Linked DNA regions of Homo sapiens: all the other regions are linked to region 1. A link is a contact called in ENCODE Hi-C or POLR2A ChIA-PET data. All regions are on one chromosome and are shown on one strand. The core of a region is the stretch at or near the end of the contact, and the rest is flanking DNA. Distances in the headings are between cores, read along the strand shown.

What was found. A loop is a pair of places that touch in the nucleus more often than their neighbours do. ChIA-PET counts read pairs that join two places held with the same protein, here RNA polymerase II (POLR2A). Pooled maps may share reads with other maps.
Region 2: a loop to region 1 is called in a pooled map, with 2.8 times the contacts of the local background. The contact joins the enhancer-like site here to the promoter of SNHG12 in region 1. A Hi-C loop is called at or near these places in 1 of 50 pooled maps. POLR2A ChIA-PET finds 5 or more read pairs at or near these places in 4 of 52 experiments (GM12878, HEK293, K562 and 1 more).
Region 3: a loop to region 1 is called in a pooled map, with 3 times the contacts of the local background. The contact joins the enhancer-like site here to the promoter of SNHG12 in region 1. A Hi-C loop is called at or near these places in 2 of 50 pooled maps. POLR2A ChIA-PET finds 5 or more read pairs at or near these places in 3 of 52 experiments (K562, WTC11 and activated CD4-positive, alpha-beta T cell).
Region 4: a loop to region 1 is called in a pooled map, with 6 times the contacts of the local background. The contact joins the promoter of EPB41 here to the promoter of SNHG12 in region 1. A Hi-C loop is called at or near these places in 1 of 168 maps with a recorded cell type or tissue (CD8-positive, alpha-beta T cell) and 6 of 50 pooled maps. POLR2A ChIA-PET finds 5 or more read pairs at or near these places in 10 of 52 experiments (BJ, CD4-positive, alpha-beta T cell, CD4-positive, alpha-beta memory T cell and 7 more).

What each region holds. Positions count from the first base shown.
Region 1 is chr1:28,581,106-28,585,338 of GRCh38, forward strand. SNHG12 (small nucleolar RNA host gene 12) reads right to left here and starts at 1,878. Exons shown (of 6, transcript NR_146382.1): 1 at 985-1,878; 2 at 6-124. RefSeq lists enhancers at 1-259, 260-1,045.
Region 2 is chr1:28,146,105-28,150,337 of GRCh38, forward strand. PTAFR (platelet activating factor receptor) reads right to left here. Exons shown (of 2, transcript NM_000952.5): 2 at 1,062-4,233. The coding sequence ends at 3,889. Among named protein-coding and RNA genes, the nearest start is that of PTAFR, 28 kb to the right of the region's middle. RefSeq lists enhancers at 2,093-2,593, 2,188-2,327. Within about 2 kb of position 2,112, at least 3 of the 41 ENCODE cell types and tissues checked have a DNase peak (open chromatin) inside an H3K27ac peak, as active enhancers do; they include GM12878, where a contact is called at or near this core.
Region 3 is chr1:28,170,680-28,174,912 of GRCh38, forward strand. All of the region lies in intron 1 of PTAFR (platelet activating factor receptor), which reads right to left. Among named protein-coding and RNA genes, the nearest start is that of PTAFR, 3.9 kb to the right of the region's middle. RefSeq lists enhancers at 486-535, 576-685, 726-795, 806-855. Within about 2 kb of position 2,097, at least 16 of the 41 ENCODE cell types and tissues checked have a DNase peak (open chromatin) inside an H3K27ac peak, as active enhancers do.
Region 4 is chr1:28,912,069-28,916,301 of GRCh38, forward strand. It overlaps EPB41 (erythrocyte membrane protein band 4.1), which reads left to right and starts at 2,501. Exons shown (of 21, transcript NM_001376013.1): 1 at 2,501-2,700. RefSeq lists a silencer at 2,266-2,925 and an enhancer at 3,146-3,305.

The DNA.
Region 1 (4,233 bases), core at 628-3,127:
ACTACCTGCTTAAGTACGCCGGGATCTCTGTAGACTAAGTCAGTCATCCTGTAGGCCCCACTGCCCACGCTGTGCCAATAGCTGGTGTGCTTTTTCTCAGTCTTGATGGGACCGTTTTATCCGCCTATTACAGGTAAGAGGTTTAGACCGATTAAGTTACTTCCTGAAGGTCGCTTAGTCACTTAGCGAGGCTGAAAGCAACAAGCTGGGATGCACGCAAGGGTCTGAATGCCTAAAACCCGTCCTTCTGAAAACCGTGTCTACCAGGGCGACCTCCAGAGGTCTCGCGCGTAGTCACCAGTCCCAAAATCACCTAGCTGGTAAATGTCACAGATTCAACTGGAGGCCATCCTGACACCAGCATGCGGCCTCCCCCTGAATTAAGACACTTCAGGCCCAGGGATTCATCCCCGCATCCCCCAGGAGACCGGTTCCCAAACCCCCACCCCTTCCGTAAACCCGGCCGCCTGCCTGCAACACTCACCTGTCAGCCCAGAGCGCAGCGTTGCGCAGTCCGAAGCGAGAGAAGGGCGCGGCCCCCGCGGGCTCCCGCCCCTCTCACTGCCGAGGGGGCCTTTCGGAGCTCGGGCCCACCGGGTTGGAAGGCCCGGCTCCTCCGTGCCACATTCACCACCATCTCGAGGCCGTGGGAGGAAAAACCCGGCGAGTGCGCGCCAGCAGCAGCGACTAGCGGGGAACGGCGCGCAGGAAGGCAGGCAGAGGCTTGCAGCTAGTAAGTCGACACCGGGAATGCGGCGGGGAGAAAGGGCGCTGAAGCCGCGAGCAAGAGCTTATATAGGCCGCCCCTCGCGGCCACACCCGACAGTAGGCCGCCCGCGTGGCGCACAGCTGCCTGGGAGTTGTAGTTTGCTCGCCCCGGCGTTGTCCGCGCGTCACCTCCCCAGCCCTACGCGCGTGTCCATCCCGAGCCCGCGAAGCGAGAACCGCCAGAGGCTTTCCTCCGAGCGGAAGAAGCGCCTTCACCTTTCAGTGCCCGGCGCTGGGCCCACGCAGGAAGCCGACCCGCCTTGGCCTCTGGAGTTGTCTCTGGGATGTCTTTCAGTCTGGAAATGAACCCTGTGTGCTGGGAAAGGGCTCGGGCTCCGCTCCGAGCTCAGTGGGCGTGCGAGCGAGCAGCGCCTGAGTGGGTTTCGGGGAGGGGGTCATACTCCCCGAAAGGCGATTTATTCAAGGCTTGTCTCTTCCACTAATATGTAATTTTACTGAGCGCGTGCTATTTTAACTGTGTCTGATTATCTGATCTAGTTTTCATAAAAACCCTGTGTACGCTCTGTGGACAAATAAGGAAACTTAGGAATGGATCACACAGCTATCGCAAGCGAGGAGAGGACTGGAATTTGGAGCCCACCCCAGGCACCACACATAGCGCAATGTTTTGCCCATGGAATGAATAAGCCTCAGTATGAAAACTTAGTGGTGATTGCCGAGAATTAAACACCCATCCTGTGCCTAATCTATTAATTTTTATTCTTACATACACTTTTTTGTTTGAGACAGGGTCTTGTTCTGTTGCCCAGGCTGGAGTGCAGTGGCGTGATCAAGGCTCATTGCAGCCTCGACCAACTGGGCTCAAGCAATTCTTCCACCTCAGCCTCCCAGGTAGATGGGACTACAGGTGCGGGCCAACTTTCCTTGCTTACACTTTAAAAAGTAGGTACTACTGCCGGGTGCGGTTACTCACGCCTGTAATCCCAGCACTTTGGGAGGCCAAGGCGGGTGGATCACGAGGTCAGGAGATCGAGACCATCCTGGCTAACACGGCGAAACCCGGTCTCTACTAAAAAAAAATACAAAAAAAAATTAGCCGGGCGTGGTCGCGGGCGCCTGTAGTCCCAGCTACCCGGGAGGCTGAGGCAGGAGAATGGCGTGAACCCGGGAGGCGGAGCTTGCAGAGAGCCGAGATCGCGTCACTGCACTCTAGCCTGGGCAACAGAACGAGACTCTGTCTCAAAAAAATAAAATAAAATAAAAAGTAAGTACTACTTTAGCAGGTCGTGGGGGCGCATGCCTGTGGTCCTGGACTCCTCTCTTTCTCTAACATCACATGTCCAAGCCATCAGCAACTCCTGTGTGCTCTACCTTTAAAATGTATCAATAATCTGACTGTTTCTTACCCCTTCCACTGATGTTACCCTAATCGTTGACCCAGATGATAGCAATAGTCTCTTATCTCCCAGATCCTGCTGTTGCTCCCGACAGTCTGGTCTCCACACGCCAGCCAGCCTGCTAAAAGTTTTTTAATTTTTATGAAGTCTAAGAGTCAATTTTTTTTTTTGTAGTTTATGCTTTTTTTTTTTTTTCTTGAGACGGAGCTGCTCTGTCGCCCAGGCTGGAGTGCAGTGGCGCCATCTCAGCTCACTGCAAGCTCCCGCTCCCGGGTTCACGCCATTCTCCTGCCTCAGCCTCCCAAGTAGCTGGGATTACAGGCGCCCGCCACCACGCCCGGCTAATTTTTTGTATTTTTAGTAGAGACAGGGTTTCCCCATGTTGGGCAGGATGGTCTCGATTTCCTGACCTCGTGATCCACCCGCCTCGGCCTCCCAAAGTGCTGGGATTACAGGCACGAGCCACCGCGCCCGGCCGTTTGTTTACGCTTTAAAAGCTTAATAATTATGCTGGGCGCGGTGGCTCCCACCTGTAATTCCAGCACTTTGGGAGTCCGAGGGGGCAGATAACCTGAGGTCAGGATTTCAAGTCCAGCCTAGCCAACATGGTGAAAACCCGTTTCTACTAAAAATACAAAAATTAGCTGGGCGTGGTGGCAGGCGCCTGTAATCCCAGCTACTTGGGAGGCTGAGGCAGGAGAATCGTTTGAACCTGGGAAGCGGAGGTTGAAGTGAGCTAAGATGGAGCCATTACACTCCAGCCTGGGCGACAAGAGCGAGACTCCGTCTCAAAAAAAAAAGAAAAAAAGTAAAATTATTAAACTTTTTTTTTTTTTTTTGGAGATGAAGTCTCGCTTTTTCGCCCAGGCTTGTGCAGTTTATTCTGTGTCAATTATGCCTCAATAAAGCTGTCAAAAAACCATTAAGAAAAAATGTATATCTCCCAGGCGCAGTAGCTCCCACCAATTCGGGAGGCCAAGGCAGGTGGATTACCTGACATCAGGAACTAGAGACCAGCCTGGCCAACATGACAAAACCCCATCTCTACTAAAAATACAAAAAAAAAAAATTACCCAGGCATGGTGACACTCATCTACAGTCCCAGCTACTTGGGAGGCTAAGGCATAAGAATCGCTCGAACCTGGGAGGCAGAGGTTGCAGTGAGCCAAGATCATGCCACTGCACTCCAGCCTGGGTGATACAGCGAGACTCCCTCTCAAAAAATATATCTATATATATCTATCTATATCTATGTGTGTGTATATATAGATAGATAGATATACATATTATATTAAGGCAGATGCAGTGGATCACCTGTAGTCCAGCTACTTGGGAAGCTGAAACAGGAGGATCACTTCTGTCCAGGAGCTGGAGGTCAGCCTGGGCAACAAAGTGAGACCCTGCCTTTAAAAATAAATAAGGCCAGGCACAGTAACTCATGCCTGTAATCCCAGCACTTTGGGAGGCCAAGGCGGGTGGGTCACGAGATCAGGAGTTCAAGACCAGCCTGGCCAAGATGGTGAAACCCCGTCTCTACTAAAAATATAAAAAATTAACCAGACATGGTGGCGGGCGCCTATAATCCCAGCTACTCGGGAGGCTGAGGCAGAGGTTGCAGTGAACCGAGATCGTGCCACTGCATTCCAGTCTGGGCAACAGATCAATATTCCATCTCAAAAGTAATAATAAAATAAAAGTAAATAAATAAGTAACATGTATTTTTTAAAACTTTTTTTTTTTGAGACGGAGTTTCCCTCTTGTTGCCAGGCTGGAGTGCAATGGCACGATCTCGGCTCACTGCAACCTGTACCTCCCAGGTTCAAGTGATTCTCCTGCCTCAGCCTCCTGAGTAGCTGGGATTACAGCACCTGCCCCAGGCCCGGCTAATTTTTTGTATTTTTAGTAGAGACGGGGCTTCTCCATGTTGGTCAGGCTGGTCTTGAACTCCCGACCCCAGGTGACCTACCTGCTTGGCCTCCCAAAGTGCTGGGATTACAGGCATGAGCCAGGCCTAAAAAACATTTATATCATGTTATTCACTTGCTCAGAAATCTCCCATGACTTCCCAACACACTTAGAATAAAAACGGCAATCTCCATAATGGTCT
Region 2 (4,233 bases), core at 862-3,361, 430 kb before region 1:
GGCAACATCCTGGGAGAAGCAAGGAGGTAATCACAAGTCACTGTCTCAGAACTGTCAGTTACTCTTGTTTTTTTTCCAATTAGAGACAGGGTCTCGCTATGTTGCCCAGGCTGGTCTCAAACTCCTGAGCTCAAGCAATCCTCCTGCCTTGGCCTCTCAAAGTGCTGGGATTGCAGGCATGGGCCCAGAGTTATTCTTTATTGAGACCCTGTGCACTTTATACCCATCAAAGTAGAGTTTCCTAAAGTGTGTACACAAGTCACTGAGACATGTCAAGTGACTTTAGACACAACACAGAAAAACTATTTTTTTTTTTTGAGACAGGGTCTTGTTCTATCACCGAGGTCAGAATGCAGTGTGGCATGATGATCACAACTCACTGCAACCTCAGCCTCCTGGCTCAAGCAATCCTCCCACTTCAGCCTCCCACAAGTAGCTGGAACTACAGACACACACCACCACGCCTGGCTAATTTTTTTAATTTTTTAATTTTTTTATTATTATTATTTTTTAGACAGAGTCTCACTTTGTCACCCAGGCTGGAGTGCAGTGGCGCGATCTCGGCTCACTGCCATCTCCAACTCCCGGGTTCAAGTGATTGTGATTCTCCTGCCTCAGCTTCCCAAGTAGCTGGGAAGCTGGGATTATAGGCACCCACCATCATGACCGGCTAATTTTGTATTTTTAGTAGAGACGGGGTTTCGCCATGTTGACCAGACTGGTCTTGAACGTCTGACCTCAGGTAATCTGCCCTCCTTGGCCTCCCAAAGTGCTGGGATTACAGGCGTGAGCCACCACACCCACAAATTTTTTGTAGAGGCAGCATTTTGCCATGTTTCTCAGGCTGGTCTCGAACTCCTGGGCTCAAGCAATCCACCCTCCTCAGCCTCCCAAAATGTTGGGATTACAGGTGTGAGCCACCGCACCCAGGCGAGAAACATTTTTATAGTTACGGTTTTATGTTTATGTCTACCTTCTATTTGTGGCAGGTAGTATTAGTTTTCATTTACAATTATGTTATAATGTTTTCTTTCAAATAAATGTAAGTTTTTAAAAGTGACTTAATTTAAAGAAAACTTCTTTATTAAGTAAATGGACAGTTGGTACACAGATATTGCAAAAATTTCGAGGCGGGTACATGAATGACTGAAATTCAGGAGACGCGGGGAGTTAGCACAGAAGCACTTTCCTCATTCAGAGCTCTTTTGGCTGCGAGAAACAGACACCCAATCAAATCAGCTTCAGCAAAATGAGAGAATGTATCCTGACAAGGGACGCTCACAGGGCCTAAAGGAAGAGTGCTGGGCCCCTGGAGGACTGAGGGAAGCCGGCAGGTCCCTGGAGGCGGTGCCCGGCTGCTCTCCAGGCGCCTGTGATTCCTCTGGTCCCTGCCTTGCTATGCGTATCTTCCCTCTGAGCAGAGCCATTTTCTCTACCACATTCATGCAGGTGCCCATCCCCCGCAACACACACAGACAAACACACACACATGGACACAGTCACAGCTCCAGGGTTTCTATGTGTTCAGGTAAGGGACCTGCAAAGCCTGAACAGCCTCCCTAAATCTAGATGCCCACCTCTCATCCTTTCAGCTCCCATCAGAGGATCAAGGGGCCCAAATTCGCAGAAAAGGGGAGGGTCTAAGATGAGCAGTCACCCTGCCAAGAGGTGTCTGCCTCAACATTAGTGGCGTATAACAATCCCATGAGGTAGCTTTAACCTCATAGGTAATGACCCTAAGAGGTAGGAAATTCAGTGCCTGGTCCCTCAGCAGGAAATGACACAGCCAAGACTTGAACCAGGCTTGTGTGATGCTGCACTAGCCACCGGGTCATCCCATCAGCCAAGTCCAGCCCACAGCTACCATCCCAGACTCCAGCAGGTTACAGGTCCATCGAGAGGCATTTCTCAAAATCAGCAATCCGGTGTTTGCCCGGTACACAGGAAATGAGTATCCCAGCTTCACAGGGACACTGACTGGAAGGAAGGAAGACTTCTCTGAAGGAGCACAGAGCTCTAGAAACCAGAGAAGTTTCCTCTGAGCCCCTTGGGTCTGAGGCTGCCAGGTTCACACTGCAGATACTTGTCTCAGGGCAGGAGAGGAGGCTCATTTGCATATACTTGCCAAAAATCACAAGCAGACATCTAGAGATCCCCAGGAGAAGCTGACACCTGGCTGACACCTGCTGACAGTAACTGCTCCTCCCACCTCCTGGAAGCTATGTTAGGAGGACCCTCCCAGAGGGCAAGGGAGGAGAGAACTGACAGACCCTTCTACCCAGGGGCCTCATGTACTTCCCAGCCCATGTGCCTGTTCGTATGGAAGCCCCTGGACATCGGGGTGTCCTGGCCTGGACAGCTCCAATTTTGCCTTTTTTGTTTGTTTGTTTGTTTTTGACACAGAGTCTCACTCTGTCGCCCAGGCTGGAGAGCAGTGGCGTGATCTCGGCTCACTGCAAGCTCCGCCTCCTCCCAGTAGCTACAGCCTATGGGACTACAGGCATGCGCCACCACGCCAGGCTAATTTTTTTGTATTTTTAGTAGAGACGGGGTTTTACCATATTGGTCAGGCTGGTCTCAAACTCCTAACTTCAAATGATCGGCCCACCTCAGCCTCCCAAAGTACTGGGATTACAGGCATGAGCCATATTTTTGTATTCTTAGTGGAGATGGCGTTTCACCACGTTGGCCAGGCTGGTCTCGAACTCCGGACCTCAGGTGATCTGCCTGCCTTGGCCTCCCAAAGTGCTGGGATTATAGGCATGAGCCACTGAGCCCAGCCCCAATTTTGCTTTCAAGGGGCCTTTGCCCACCCTCAGTGGGTGGCTGCCCCACAGAAGGTACTTAATTAGGGACTATTGTTGAGACAGAAAGAGGAGGTGGGCATCTCCTTCCCACTCCCCCAGAGCTGACTGGACTAGAGGCAAGGCCTTTGCAGACAGACACGTCTGTCTTGGGAAGCAAGCTCTTGTCCTAGCTTTTGGTCTGTTCATGTTTTATCTTCTTTGGTCACCATTAGGGACAGGTTGCCAGATGAGTCAGAGAAGGTTCCATCAAGCCCCTTCCCCTGAGAAAGGTCACAAAGACCTTGTGCCGGAGGGTGGAGAGAGGATGGCAACATCTTAGCTCAAAAGTCTGCCCCAAGGTAGTGCCATACAGTGAGGGCAGTGTCCTTTCCTAACCCAGTCTACCTCTATCACTTGAGAGTAGTTGCCCAAAGCTTTTTTTTTTTTTTTTTTTTTTTTTTTGAGATGGAATCTCGCTCTGTTGCCAGGCTAGAGTGCAATGGTGCAATCTAGGTTCACTGCAACCTCTGCCTCCCAGGTTCAAGCGATTCTCCTGCCTCAGCCTCCTGAGTAGCTGGGACTACAGGCGTGTGCCACCATGCCCGGCTAATTTTTGTATGTTTTAGTAGAGATGGGGTTTTACAATGTTGGCCAGGATGGTCTCGATCTCTTGACCCATGATCTGCCCACCTCGGCCTCCCAAAGTGCTGGGATTACAGGTGTGAGCCACTGCGCCCACTCCCCCAAAGCTTTAGACCGATGCCCCATCGGGGAGAACTAGGTGGTTTAAAGTCTTCCCCCAAGGTCTGCACCTGGCCCTGACATTCCTTCCGGCCCCATAAGATTAAGGGACTCAGGATAAAGTCATCAGTCACAGTTACTGTAGTATGCGCCCACAGGCGGATGAAGGGGCTCATTTGAGTTCTGGATTTTCCAACAGCCTGGCTCTGCCATCATCCCTGCCCAGGTGAGGTAGCCTCCAAATCTAATGGCCCACCAGTGCCCACAGAGGTGGTGCCCAGACCACAGTAGATATCCCTTCTTCCCCCAGCTCAGTCCATGATGTTCATGGAGGAGAAGACTTCAGGCCTGGAAGCAGGGACTAATTTTTGAGGGAATTGCCAGGGATCTGGTTGAATGGCACAACCACTTCAGTGACCGTATCCGTGGTGGCCCGGGAGCATTTCCGGCTACTGCGCATGCTGTAGAACTTTTCGGTGAGGTGCTTGCGGAACTTCTTGGTGAGGAAACAGTAGATAACAGGGTCTAAGACACAGTTGGTGCTAAGGAGGCAGAGGGTGACCTGATGTGCATCATTAATGGCCTGGTGGAATTTGCTGTCCTGGAAGCCCAGCTCAGCAAGGGTCCAGGGCAGCTGCACCACGTGGTGGGGCACGAAGCAGATGATGAACACCGCCAAGACCGTGCACACCATCCACAGCGCCCG
Region 3 (4,233 bases), core at 847-3,346, 410 kb before region 1:
CAACAGAGCAAGACCCTATCTCTTAAAAATAAAAATAAGGGCCCGGCGCGGTGGCTCACGCCTGTAATCCCAGCACTTTGGGAGGCCAAGGCGGGCGGATCACAAGATCAGGAGATCGAGACCATCCTGGCTAACACGGTAAAACCCTGTCTCTACTAAAAATACAAAAAATTAGCTGGGCAAGGTGGTGGGCGCCTGTAGTCCCAGCTATTCGGGAGGCTGAGGCAGGAGAATGGCGTGAACCCGGGGTGCAGAGTCTGCAGTGAGCCAAGATTGTGCCACTGCACTCCAGCCTGGGCAACAGCGAGACTCCATCTCAAAAAATAAATAAAAATAATAAATAAATAATTAATACAAATTAGGCTGGGTGGGGTGGCTCACACCTGTAATCCCAGCACTCTGGGAGGCCGAGGCAGGCAGATCACCTGAGGTCAGGAGTTCAAGACTGGCCTGGCCAACATGACGAAACCCCATATCTACTAAAAATACAAAAATTAGCTGGGTGTGGTGGCGCACATCTGTAATCCCAGCTACATGGGAGGCTGAGGCAGAAGAACCACTTGAACCCGGGAGGGGGAAGTTTCAGTGAACTGAGATTGTGCCACTGCACTCCAGCCTGGGTGACAGACCGAGACTCCATCTCAAAAAAAAAAAAAAACTTGACCTCACAGGATAGCCCTGATGTTGAAGACAGACAACCTCTACAGTGCTAGGCATATAGAAGGTACTCAATACATGAGTTACTTCCTGTTCTGACATGCCCTGTTGCTTGATATTTGTGCCCTGACCTGGCCGTGCCGACCACACCCTCTAATGTTACCTCTCACAGAGTGGTTTCAATACCATTTCTCCAAGATGCAGAAGGATTTGAGCGACGAATTAAGGGAGGAGAAATCCTGACCTCTGGGGAATTCTGTGCCAGGCTCCCTACAATTCCCAGCGCAAGGGACCATGCACATTTATTGGCTGATGAATGAAGCACCATGTCTGGGAGAGGTTACGGACAGGGTCTAGGGCACGAGGGATGAGGATGATCTGGGTACCAGTCAGAGTTACCCAGTGTTCCTTCTCATTGGGGACCTCATCCTGGCCCCAGATATGTATATTACATTGAGGAGACTCAGCCTCTGCTCAGTTGGCCTAGGAAACCCCAAGTCTGGCCTGGGTCTCTCCTCCTGGCTCCCAGATACCCAGGTGGTATCTGTTTGTGAGTTACCCTATCCAATTTTGCTTCCAGGACAGGGCCAGGAAGAGGGAGGGAGGAACCATCTCCTCTGGGCTGCCCCAGCACTGGGCACATCATGCCTCTGTTATGCCTCTGGTTTTTGTGTGTGTGTTGCGGGGGTGGGGGGTTGAGACTGAATCTCAGTCTATCACCTAGGCTGGAGTGCAATGATGCAATCTCAGCTTACTGCAACCTCCGCCTCCCAGGTTCAAGCGATCCTCATGTGTCAGCCTTCCAAGTAGCTGGGATTACAAGCGCATGCCACCATGCCTGGCTAATTTTTATATTTTTAGTAGAGACAGGTTTTCACCATGCTGGCCAGGCTGGTCTCAAACTCCTGATCTCAGGTGATCCACCCACCTCAACATCCCAAAGTGCTGGGATTACAGGCATGAGCCACCGCACACAGCCATGCCTCTGTTATACCAGGAATCACGCTGACATCTTCCCAGCCTGGGAGTTCCTGAGTCCTGCTGGTGTCCTCGTGGCCAGTCCAGGACCCCGTCCAGGGAAAAAAGCAGGGCTGGGCACAGGCCCTGGCGTCACACAGACCTGAGTCTGCACCTGGGTCTGTTTCTTCCTTGCTGCGTGATCCTTGGCTCTCCCAGCCTCCTTTTCTTCATCTGCAAAATGATGGTAATAAAACCTTCCTCACGGGGTGGTTGTGAGAGCTGAGTGAAGCAATTTACTCAATAACTGTGAACTCCCTTCCCTGCTGTCCTCAGAAAATGTTTGTTGAATAAGTGAATAAAGAAGCAACCAAACTGGCCATGCACTAAGCCAGCTACACATTCTCTCCTAGAAGCAACCGGGGTTAGCCGGAGAGAAAGCATAGGAACCGAAACCAGGAGATGTGGGCTCTGGCCTCAGCTGTGCCACTCACCCACATATCTTGACTGAGCCTCATTCCAGCTCTGAGCCTTGGGGTTTTTATCTGCAAAATGCGGTGCCTGTGCCTCGCTTATCTCAAAGCATTGTTGTAAAAAAAAAAGGAAGTGAGATTATTGGTGGTGACAGTTTTGGGTAAACAGTAAAGCACTTGGTACATTGAAATGGACTTTATGAACTGTGAAAGGTAGTGCAGGCTGGGTGCAGTGGCTCACGCCTGTAATCCCAGCGCTTTGGGAAGCCAAGGCAGGAGATGGCTTGAGGCCAGAAGTTCAAGACCAGCCTGGGAAACATAGCAAGATCCCGTTTCCACAAAAAAAAAAAAAAAAAAAAAAAGTTTTTTAAATTAGCCAGGCATGGTGGCATGCGCCTGTAGTCCTGGCTACTTGGGTGGCTAAAGCTGGAGGATAGCTTGAGACCAGGAGTTCAAGGCTGCAGTGAGTCACGATCATGCCACTGCTCTTCAGCCTGGGTGACAGAGCAAGACTGTGTCTCTTAAAAAAAAAGGGGGGGGGGTGTGCGGGGGGTGTAGGCCAGGCATGGTGGCTCACATCTGTAATCCCAGCACTTTGGGAGGCCAAGGCAGGCGGATTGCTTGAGCACGGGAGTTCAAGACTAGCCTGGGCATCATGTCAAACCCCACCTCTACAAAAAACAAACAAACAAACAAAACAAAACAAAAACAAAAACAAAAACAAAAACACAAAAATTAATCAGGCAAGATGGTGTGCACCTACAGTATCAGCTACTCGAGAGACTGAGGTGGGAGGACTGCTTGAGCCCAGGAGATCGAGGCTGCAGTGAGGTGTGATCACGCCACTGCATTCCAGCCTGCGTGACAGAGCAAGACTCTGTCTCAAAAGAAAAAAAAAAAGAGGAGGGGGGGCGGGGTATGCACAAATTTGGTTTTGACATGCTTCTCCCATTAGCCAGCCAAGCTCAACTCCAAACCCAGGCCCTGAAGATCTCCCACCTACAGAACCAAGGGGGTGGGGAGGGGTGGCTGAGTGGTGATCCTCCCCCTGCATATTCTGTCTCTCTCTCACACACAAACACACAAACAAATACACACACAGAATCTGGCTGTGATTCCCCTCGGCCAAAGACACACAGAGGCATATCAGCCTCTCAGCTGGCTTTGCTGGCCATCTGCTCCTGGGAGGGGAGCTGTCTGGCTGGAGCAGGCCACATGCAGCCCGGATATGCTCCCGGCCCATCATTCCAGATACATGTAGACATAGCCAGAGCCAGCTCCCTGTCCACCCCACATAACCACAGACACACATGCACACACAAAGACACACCAGAGGCTTCTCCCCGCTCTCATCATGCTGTCAAGGAGCCCAAGAGGGGGTGGTCAGAGAGGGGGCTGCAGCAGGGTCCCAGCACTTGCCCTTTGGGAGCTGGCTCTGCTCCCGACCCAGACACACACCCCTAGGCCCATCAAGGGGTGCTGCCGGCTCCTGCTCCACTGTTGCCCTCTCTGAGGTCCAAGCCTCCACCCATCTAGGGGATCAGAACAGGAAAGTGGGGGATGCCACCAAGAAAGAGAATGCCATCCTCTTCAACAAGGCCTCCTTCACAGGCCTGGGGTGGGAAGTGGGGAATCTCTGCTCCCTGTAAAAGGACAATAAGATCCCAGCCTCTCCTCATACCTGCTTCCCACCACCAGTCAGAGAAAACTCAGTCCTGTAGGCACATTTTGTCACTGATAGCATAAACTGTGAATTCCTTACTCCTTCAATGACCAGATGGGGAAACTGAGGCCCGGAGATGAGAAAGGATTTTCCCAAGGTGAACACAGTGTCAGGGGCAGAGCTGGGACCAGATACTGGGCCTCTGGCTCACCGTCCGTTCCCTTCCAACTGCAAAAACCGCTTCATCATTCATCTGTCCTGTGCATATTCTAAGCATATGCTATGTTGCAAACCCTGTGCTAAGGATAAAGGATACAACAGTGAACAAAACAGTTTCCTCATCCCTAAGGCGTTTAACAGCAGGAATCCCAGAGTCAGCATTAGAGGGAATTCATCAGTCCCCTTTGCGCAGCATTTTCCAATTGACAAAGCACTTCCCCATCCCAACTCTTACTTCATCCTCCCTGCAAACTCACAGATCAG
Region 4 (4,233 bases), core at 1,251-3,750, 330 kb after region 1:
CCTCATACACAGAATGACCCTGGCCAAGTCACCTGACCTCACTAAGACTCAGTTTCCTTATATGTAAAATGAGGATGTTCATTAACTCATTCAACAAATATTTATTGAGCGTATACTGTTCTGGGAGATGAATACAGATACAGTCCCTGCCTTCCTGAGCTTGCAGTCTAGTGGGTCTAGATTACAGCAATTTATTTGAGAGGCACAATAAATAATAAATATATAGTAGAAAGTCAAGTAGGGTAAGTGCTATGAAGCAAATTAAAGCAGGATAAGGGTGTTTGAGTGGAGGGTGTTTTAGATGGTATAGTCAGGTGGTTTTCAAGGGGTTTTATGATGTTTCAAATGGACAATTTACATAACGTGCTCAGCTCAGTGCTAACAACAATTGCATGCTTAACAAATATATTATTATATTTGCCAGTTCCACACCTCTCAGTCCACATTTTAGTCTCTGAATAGTAATAATAATTAACACACATAGATCTTACTATGAGCTAGGCACTGCTCTAAGTCCTTTACATATTTTAACTCATTTAATTCTGTTTTCCTTTTTCTTTTTTTTGAGATGGAGTCTTGCTCTTGTCACCCAACCTGGAGTTCAATGGCATGATCTCGGCTCTCTGCAACCTCCACCTCCTGGGTTCAAGTGATTCTCCTGCCTCAACCTCCGAGAATAACTGAGATTACAGGTGCCTGCCACCAGGCCCAGCTAAGTTTTGTATTTTTAGTAGAGATGGGGTTTCACCATTTGGCCAGGCTGGTCTCGAACTCCTGACCTCAGGTGATCCGCCTGCCTCAGCCTCCCAAAGTTCTGGGATTACAGGCATGAGCCACCATGCCTGGCCTAATTCTTACAGTAACTCTGTGAGGTGGGAACTATTATTATCCTTCTCCCTCCCCCAACCCTCGTTTTTGTTTTTAGGGATGGAGTCTTGCTCTGTTGCCCAAGCTGGAGTGGAATGGCATGATCCTAGCTCACTGTGGCCTTGAACTCCTGTGCTTGAGCAATCCTCCCACCTCAGCCTCCCACTATAGGTGGGAGTCCCAGCTACTTGGACATATTATCCCCTTTTATGGTGTTGAAAAATGAGGCACAGCCGGGCGCGGTGGCTCAAGCCTGTAATCCCAGCACTTTGGGAGGCCGAGAAGGGCGGATCACGAGGTCAGGAGATCGAGACTAACACGGTGAAACCCCGTCTCTACTAAAAATACAAAAATTAGCTGGGCGTGGTGGTACACGCCTGTAGTCCCAGCTACTCGGGAGGCTGAGGCAGGAGAATCGCTTGAACCCGGGAGGCAGAGGTTGCAGTGAGCCGAGATTCCGGCACCGCACTCCAGCCTGGTGACAGAGCGAGACTCCGTCTCAAATAAATAAATAAATAAATAAAAGAAAAATGAAAATCAAACCATTAGAAAAGGCTGGAGACTAAGAATTGAACCCAGGCAATCTGTTTCCAGAGGCTGTGCTGGGATCGTGAAGGGGCTGTGATTAGATATCAGGAATGTCTAGCTGGCATCTACAGACTCTGCTGTCAGATGGCCTGGCTTCTTATCCTGTCAGTTTTAAGTCTCTCTGCTTCAGTTTCCTCATCTCTAAAATAGAACACCAGATCCTATCTTACCTTCTAGGTATCATGCTTAAAACAAAAGCCTTCTTTCTGCACTGTGGGTCCGAAGCCTGTTCACAGACCAGCCTAGCAGGGAGTAGGAAGGGTCAAGGGGTCTCTGACACTTCTGGAAGGAAATAAAGACACACTAAGCAATTGTCAGAGCAACCCTCAGTTCATCTGGAGACCAGACCTCGGAAGCTAGGTCTTTATAATGTTGAGATTGCCAGGGGGGAATTAGGAGATCCTTAAATGCAGAAGACAGGTTCAATCTTGGCGTGGTCTCAACACTTAGCTTCCATTTCAGGCCTTACACAGCTGGCACGAGAGGTAAAGTCTCATCGAATGTCAGGGTTGGAAGGGCGCCTAGAGACAGTCAAACTAGTGGATGGGGAAACTGAGGTACAGAGAAGCTGAGTGACTTACCCGAGGTCACTAAGCGTTTAGGGGGAGTCAGTTGGGGTAGCCTGGCTACAACCTCTACGCGAGTTACTTCCCTGAGGCTTCCAAATCTCGGCCTCTTACTTGGAAGGAGGAAAGGGCCTCACCGTCCAGGGCTCTAGCTGCCTCATGCCCCACGTGGGTGCTGCGGGATCCCGGAACACCCCGGCTCCAGACCGGGTTCGACTTGCGCGTGCGCACACGCGGCCAGCCCCTTGCCTTTTCCTCTCTCTTTTTCGTTCCCCTCTCCTCTCCTTACCGGCCTAGGGGAGGGGGGAAACAAGGGGAGCTAGAAGTTGGCCTCAGCCAATGGGCGGACGGGCCGCGGGCCCGGCCCCCTCCTTCCCTCCGGCGCGGCCCAATAGAAATTTACTACAATGTTGTGGCGAACTGAGGGGGAGGGGCGCGGGCCGGCGGGCGGGCTGCGGGCCGGGCTGGCCTCGCCTCGCAGAGGGAAGGCGGGAGGGCGCGCGCCAGGGTCGCTCGCTCGCTCCCTCCCTCCGCTGGTGCGTTTAGTCAGTCAGCCAGCAGCAGCCGGCGGGCCCGCGAGCCGCAGAGGGCCCGAGCCTCGGACGCCGGCGCCTCCTCCTGCCATTGTTCGTCGGGCTGCAGCAGTGGCGGGCGCAGGAGCCCGGCCCCGGAGCCACCGGTGAGGCGAGGCGGCGGCGGCGGCGCGGGAGCCGGGGCGGTGGGCGTGGAGCTGTCCCCGTGGGGACGGTCCTGGCGGCCGCGGCGGCGCTGCAGCCTCTTTGTCTGCAACCCCCGACAGGCCCCGGGCCGGGGCGCGGGCTCTCCCGCGGAGGAGCCTCGTGTGCACGCCGAGTCGCCAGCCGGGACGCGGCCCGAGGAGCGAGGGGCGGGCCAGAGCCGCTGAGGAAAGGGGAAGGGGTTGCGTCGCGGGAGTGTTGGAAAGTTAGGCTTGAGATGTATTTTTGACGGTCCCCTCGGGTGCGTCAATCACGGTGCGGTGTGCAGGAGCCTCGGGAGGAAACCAAATGCGGAGAATCGCAGGTTTCAGACGGTGAAGGTGTTGCGTGCAGCCGCGGAGCGATTTCTTCCTGGCGAGGGAGCTGGGCTGTCTGCAGAAGTCAGGCGGAATCTGAGGACTGCAGGGAGCCCTGGCAAGACTTCGCAGGCCTTCCCGCCACCGACGCCTGCATCATTGAAAAACATGTTCCCCCTTAGTCTTCTGGGTTCCCAGCGAGCAGAGGGTTAAATCTATTCTCTCAGCGTCGTGACCTCCTTTTTCAGTTCGCGCATCTGTCGGCTTGGAAATCTTCCTCCGTGCTCGCTGGGCTGCTGTACCTGTGGAGAGGCCGGGTCTGGGCTCGCCCTCCGAGATTGACCAGCAGGCCATTATTCCTGGGGAGGTTTTGCCAAAACAGGTCATGCTCCCCAAGAACAGGCATTCTCTTGAGAAAAAGTGATCTCACGTGAAACAGATTGCTGATGGACTGGTTTCTGGCCACATGATAGCGACTGTCATCCTGTTGTTTCTTTAACTGTACCCTGTACCCTGCCATAAATGACTAGTCTGTGGAGACTTGTTTTTTGGCATGTAGTTGTTCATTAGGAGATAGTTTTTTCTTTTTCCTTTTTTTTTTTCAGATGCTTTTTTTTTTTTTTTTTTTTGTAGTCTGGGTGATTTCACAGCTGCTATTTTCTTCCCTTCTGTTTTTAGGGAAAATTGCAAGAAATGGTTGTGTCTTGTGTCTTGGATATTATTATAGTGGATTTATACTCTCTTGAGGATGTACTGTAGTCAATGCTGTTGCTCATTGTTGTTTTCTGTATTCTCAGTCCTGGCAAAAATTTTAGTTGGTTTGATCCCTTTAATCAAAAGCAGGATATATAGCCCGTATATGTTTCTTCCCGTCCCAGTTTTGTTAATGTAGCACTAACCCCTACTTTTTATGGAAACTTGATGTACTCTTCATTTTCCTTTTCTGTAAATTGAAAGTGTAATCAGTTCTTCGCCAGTTGTAAAATTTTTGGTTTGGGGTGTTATTAATATAATCCATGTAGCGTACATGCTATCTGGCGTACAGTAAGCACTCAATAAATGGCAGATTCAAAAATAGATGTAATAACTGAACACCAGATTGCCTTAGAATCAAAGTAGTTAATTCAGTGTGCTTTCTATAAGAAGCTTATAATTAAGGTAAATATAGATATTATTCAT